Regions from separate parts of the Homo sapiens genome. Here region 1 is linked to region 2. A link is a loop called in an ENCODE intact Hi-C map of the cell type or tissue named here. Cell type or tissue: OCI-LY7. All regions are shown on one strand. Each heading gives the region's core, and the rest is flanking DNA. Links, peaks and the distances in the headings are about the cores only. Region 1 overlaps SMYD3 (SET and MYND domain containing 3). Region 2 overlaps SMYD3 (SET and MYND domain containing 3).

Region 1 (2,917 bases), core at 319-2,818, 140 kb before region 2:
ACAGACAGTGCTATGCCAGGCTTTCGGGGATTTGTCTGTGTCTCCCTCAGGGACCAATAGCACCCACCTCAGTTGGGACCCACAGAGAAAGCAGGAGAGGCGCTTTCTTCCCAAGCCCAGTGAGTTCAAAAGGAGGAAGGAGTAGAGTTCTAACTTTGTGAACCAAAGAAGTGCCCCTCCCTGAGAACCCTGCTGTTGTTCCTTTGTGTGGCAGCTGGTCATACAGACAAAAACACTCAGGTGAGAGAGAACAAGGAGTGCAACGTCAGGAAGGCATTGTTTAGATTCCCAAGTAAAGGCTGAAAGCTTGGCGTGGTTAGGAGGCAAGACGCAGAAAACATCCTAGTGCGGGCACAATTGTGCCTGACCAGGACAAAAAGGGGACAATGAAAAGAGGATCCTGGCCAGGCCAGCACAGAGGAGCTTCCCAGGGCCACACTGCTCAGGGACAATTCCCTAGTGAGACAGAACTGCAGACTGGTGGCAGAAGTTTCTCTGTATTATCCTTGACAACTTATTATTGTAAAGATTTGGAATTAGCTGTACTGAGTCTTCATCATAGATGACAGGTTCTCTCTCATTGTCATTTTCACAAAGTCCCAAGATAAAGAGACCCTCCAGGTAGCTGAAATGCAGGTACCCAATTTACCACTGGAGCCAAGATTTTGGTTTCAGAGGGGACAAACGAGGTAAGTAGTACTCATTGGGTACCATCCATTTCACCACCAGAAACCAATTTCACCAAGTTTAACAGTTCTTCCTGCTGCCTGGGCAGGAGGCGGCCTTGTCTCTTTCCGCAGTACTCTGGGAGTCTACCACAAGGCAGCAGAGCCTTCGAGTTAGAGCAGCTCTTTGGAACAAACATCACCTCTCTTGCTAGGTGAGGCCTCTCACCCAACAGGCTGGGAGAGGCTGTCACAGAACTCAGAACTAAGAGCCTACAACTCATTCTGCAGCTCAAGTATGAGACAGGCTCACTGTACAGCAATTTGTACTGGTGATCCCTCCCCTGGGGATGACCCCCATGACTCTGGCGCCCTGAGGCAGGGCACCTGTTTCAGAATCCCCCGCTAATCCTCCTTACTCCCTTCCCAGAACTCTAAGCATCCTTGTACAGATGGCATTGGTACTGGCAAGACTGTGGTCTGTGAGTAGTCAGGAAGCCAGTCGACAGCACCTACTCTGTTATTCACCCAAAGCCTCTGTCTCCACTGCAGCCACGGAGTTGAAGGCTGGTGGGGGCAGGGTTTGGGGAGTGATTCAAGAACTGATCATCCCTCTGACCTGCGCTATGGACCTGAGCAGCAGTTTCAGGTGTGAGGAGCGTGGAAAAGGGAAAGCCTCTTAGAGCTTATGTGTCTAGCCTGGGTAAGCCCCAGGACCAGCATCAGAATTCTGTAATTTGAATGAGAACTGAGCTGAGAACTGCAGAGAAAGACGCACTTTTCAAAGAATTCCCCAACAGCAAATTGAAATATGGGCACGATGCTGAAAAGAGATGAGGCTGCCAAAGCCACGTGGCCGAGCAGACGGAGGGAGTGCAGTCTCCACACTGAGGCTGACTGAAAACATAAATAACTAGGCAAGATTTTTCAGTAGCTAGTGAGGTTATCACATACTCTGGACAAAATCCCTAGTGCTCATTACACTTCTGATATGATTTTCTCACCTCTCTCCAGGCTCACTGATGCATCTTCCAATTCAACATGGCTTCTTGCCTCTGAAAGGAGAGCTAGTCCCTCCTGGAATTTGTAAGTGTGAAGGCTGTGTTTCAGCTGTCACGTCTGGTGTATCACTGATGCCTATTCCTGTGGCCTTTCCAGTTTCCCAGGGTGATGCAAATGAACACCGTGCAGCAGGTAAACAGAGCGCTGAAGTGCAAAGTACAGCTCTTATTTATAGATCAAACACCTGCCATCAATTTAAACAGTAGTTATCTCTAACTTGAAAGTTTAGCAAGATACTGAATGCCCCCTTGAAGCAAATAATTTTGAAGCAGTTCAGGTATACAGATGTGTTTCCAGCCTACTTAAGAATGCTATAATTATCATCAAAAAGACAGATTCCATTAACTATCTGTTATGCTTTCTGTATGTGTACTCCCAGACAGATTTGAAATGTTGAAAGTCTTGGGTTTCTTAGCACTATACTTTTAACATTATTTTTTTAAAGGACTGGGCTTAGGATCTTCTGAATTTGGAAAAACATCTGATGAGAGGTTTTTGGAACAGTTAATGATCTAATGTGGCCGTTCTTGTCATTTTGCCTTTACAACCACAGTTCCATTTCCACCCTCTCTCTACCAGACACATAAAAATTTCATATTTGGAAAAAGCTATCTTCCTAAACACAGATCAGTGAGGAGTGAACACATCTCTAATCACAAATGGCCAATAACCACTATTTCTTGAAAGTTAAAAATCAGGTGATGTGCTGTACAGGTGCTCTATGGATACTGTTCCATTAATCTTTTTGATGAATTCTTGAAAGGTTATCTTCATTTTACTGATGATATAAACTGAGGCTCTGAAAGGTTAAGCATGCTGCCTGAAATCACCCACCTAGTAAATGGAAGAATTTACATTTGAACATGGGTCTGTGTCCACTCCGAAGCCCGTTCTTCCTACTGCATACAACACACTAGCACAGAAGATGGTCCTCTTTCTTTGCTTAGATTGTTTCAAAATTGATTTTCCATTTTCAGGGATATGGAATGTCATTCTGGAAGTAGGTGATAATTATGTTCGGTGGCTTGAGATTGGCATGATCTCCGGGATACGAGTCTGCAGGCCACATCAGCCAGTCACGTGTGTGGGCAACTCACTTTACCTCGGTGGACCTTTTTCTCTCCCAGAAAACCATAAGGATGGATTGAAGGACTAAAGTCCAACAGTTAAAACTGTTCCTTTTAATTCTA
Region 2 (2,917 bases), core at 92-2,591:
TGATAAAAATAAACACCTTTGGGTAAAGTGTTATTTCCCCAAAGAGGAATTGAAGCTAGTTAGATCTCTTTGGTCATAATATATATTATCAGTATATCTGGAGAAAGAAACAAAGCAAGATTACCTTTTCTTCTTCTTCTTCCATAGTTTAAATTTGCTACATTGGGAAACTTCACTGCACATTAATATATCAACTCCAACTAGACCAAAATCTTTCAATTAACTAAAAACATTTTTTAGGATGTAACTCTGAAAAAAATAAAAAGTGAGAAAAAGCAAACATAAAGTAAACTGGCTTAAAAGTAGGGTTCAGTTTGTTTTGTTTTGTTTTTGAGACAGAGTCTCGCTCTGTCACCCAGGCTGGAGTGCAGTGGTGTGATCTCGGCTCACTGCAAGCTCCGCCTCCTGGGTTCAAGCAATTCTCTGCCTCAGCATCCTGAGTAGCTGGGATTATAGGCGCCTGACACCACGTCTGGCTAATTTTTTGTATTTTTAGTACAGACAGGGTTTCACCATCTTGGCCAGGCTGATCTTGAACTCCTGACCTCATGATACACCAGCCTTGTCCTCCCAAAGTGCCGGGATCACAGGCATGAGCCACCGTGCCTGGCCAAGTAGGGTTCAGTTTTTAAAAATAAACAGCAGCAACAACAAAAACCCCACATGTACTTTCAAAAGTATGTTCTGTGATTACTCTTGTGCCTGGTTCTTCAAACAAACACAGGACTTTTCACAAATGAAGCCTGCATGTTCAATGCTGAATAAGATTAAAACGTGTTTAGCTCATTGTACCTACAGAAACACAACAGAACTTCAGCAAGATTTTCAACAATGATTATTTTAATTTTAAAAAGGATTTTGTGTAACTTTGTTTAAATCTGATAATCCTCTTTACTTCAAAAAATTAAAGAAGAAAGTGAAAGTAATACTTGGAAGCAAAATGAAACTAACACGAAGTGTATCAGGTACTTTTCCACATTAACTCACTGATGTAATTAAATTACAAATGCTCAGCGTCCTAAGGGGTCAACACTGTAATTAGGAAAAGTGTATTTCTCCTTAGTCCTTATACCATTTGCCCTGGTATAAATGCTTGTAGTAAACATTGTTACTCTTTCTCAGACAAGCGTTTTAAAGATGCTAGTTAAAATGTAGTTGGTAGCTAGTTTCCTGAGTCAATATGGCAATTATACCAATAAAATTGCAGATCAAGATGAGCCAGAGGCAGTAAGGAACAGGCCAAAGAAAAACAGGAAGAAAAGGGGACGATAAAGAAAGTGGTAGGCCAGGTGTGGTGGCTCACACACCTGTAATCTTAGCACTTTGGGAGACTGAGGCGGGCAGATTACTTGAGCCTAGATGTTTGAGACCAGCCTGGGCAACATGGTGAAACCCTGTCTCTACAGAAAATGCTAAAACATTAGCCGAGCATGCTGGCAGGCACCAGCAGTCACAGCTACTCAGGAAGCTGAGGTGGAAGGCTCGCTTGAGCCCCCAGGAAGCAGGGGTTGCAGTGAGCCAATATAGCACCACTGCAGCCACTGTCCAGCCTTGGTGACACAGCAAGACTGTCGCAAATTAAATTTTAAAACAGTGGTAGTTTATTCCAAATTCATGTGCTAATCAAATCATATCTCTGTGCCACTCTCACATTCAGCCCTTTCTTCCCGTTTCCACTGCAGGTATTTGTCTCCTGTATTCATTATCTCTTACTTGCAACTTTCCAAGTCAATCTCTCTGGTCCCTGTCTTTTTCCAAACCATTCTTTAAATTGTCATCAGATAAATCTTTTTTAAAAACAGATTTGATTTTACAAAAGAGAAACAGGAGATCTACCCAGTAGTTGCAGAATAAAGACAAAATTCTCTCGTGTGACATCAAACGCCCCCTATAATCTACTCCCATCCTGTGTTTCCCTGCACCCAACACGTATTTCAGTTATCCTGGCTTCTCTGTCATTCCCAAGTCAGGTTGTGGGCCCATGTGGTGTTTTGTTTTTGTTTTTGTTTGAGTCTCGCTCTGTCGCCCAGGCTGGACTGCAGTGGCGCGATCTCAGCTCACTGCAAGTTCCGCCTCCCGGGTTCACGCCATTCTCCTGCCTCAGCCTCCTGAGTAGCTGGGACTACAGGTGCCCGCCGCCATACCTGGCTAATTTTTTTTTGTATTTTTTAGTAGAGACGGGGTTTCACCGCATTAGCCAGGATGGTCTCGATCTCCTGCCTTGGCGTCCCAGAGTGCTGGGATTACCGGCATGAGCCACCGCGCCTGGCCGCCCATGTGGTTTTATGTCTTTTCTTTTTTTTTGGCATATGATTGCCAGGTCATAGCTTTTATATCTTTATTCATAGTTTCCTCTTTTAAAAATATCTTTTTCACTACTGCGATCGCTCATAATTTTATTCATCCTTTAGGATCCGGCTTAAATGTCACCTCCTTCAAGAAACTTTCCTACATCCAAATAGATTTACCTGATACCTGAGTATAGATAGTACAGTATATTGTTATAATTGTTCTATTTTAGTATTATTGTTGTTAATCTACTGTGCCTAAGTTATAAATTAAACTTTATTGTAAGTATGTATACATAAGAAAAAACAGTATACATGAGGTTCAGTACTATCCATGGTGTCAGGCACCCTCTGGGGTACTGGAATGTATCCCCCATGGATAAGGAGGCACTAAGCAACATATTGTATGTTTAGCTTTGCATACTTTTGGCTACTTACAGATGGAATCATACTGCATTGATGATTTTGCAATTTGTTTTGGGTTTTTTTTTTTTTTGGCTCAACATTATATCCTAAGATTCATTTATGTTGATGCATGTTGCTATAGTTTATAGCTGACAGACCTCTTGATGTGTCTTCTAGGAGGCGCTTATGAAGAGAATTTCCATAGGAACACTGTTTGTAAATGC

Evidence for each region. A loop is a pair of places that touch in the nucleus more often than their neighbours do. Peaks named below come from ENCODE experiments on the same cell type or tissue, not always from the same donor. Only the 100,000 strongest peaks of a DNase experiment are listed, where the experiment ranks them.
Region 1: it touches region 2 in a loop (11-fold over the local background); 2 of 110 quality-filtered maps call a loop at or near these places.

The regions. Positions count from the first base shown.
Region 1 is chr1:245,809,333-245,812,249 of GRCh38, forward strand. The region is part of intron 10 of SMYD3 (SET and MYND domain containing 3); the gene reads right to left. Among named protein-coding and RNA genes, the nearest start is that of SMYD3-AS1, 300 kb to the right of the region's middle. RefSeq lists an enhancer at 1,383-1,472. In OCI-LY7, for the core only: no CTCF peak of the experiment used is centred there; DNase peaks (open chromatin) are centred at 1,089 and 1,869; H3K4me3 peaks cover 2,438 bases; H3K27ac peaks cover 2,500 bases.
Region 2 is chr1:245,953,107-245,956,023 of GRCh38, forward strand. All of the region lies in intron 5 of SMYD3 (SET and MYND domain containing 3), which reads right to left. Among named protein-coding and RNA genes, the nearest start is that of SMYD3-AS1, 150 kb to the right of the region's middle. In OCI-LY7, for the core only: no CTCF peak of the experiment used is centred there; a DNase peak (open chromatin) is centred at 1,465; H3K4me3 peaks cover 1,924 bases; H3K27ac peaks cover 1,854 bases.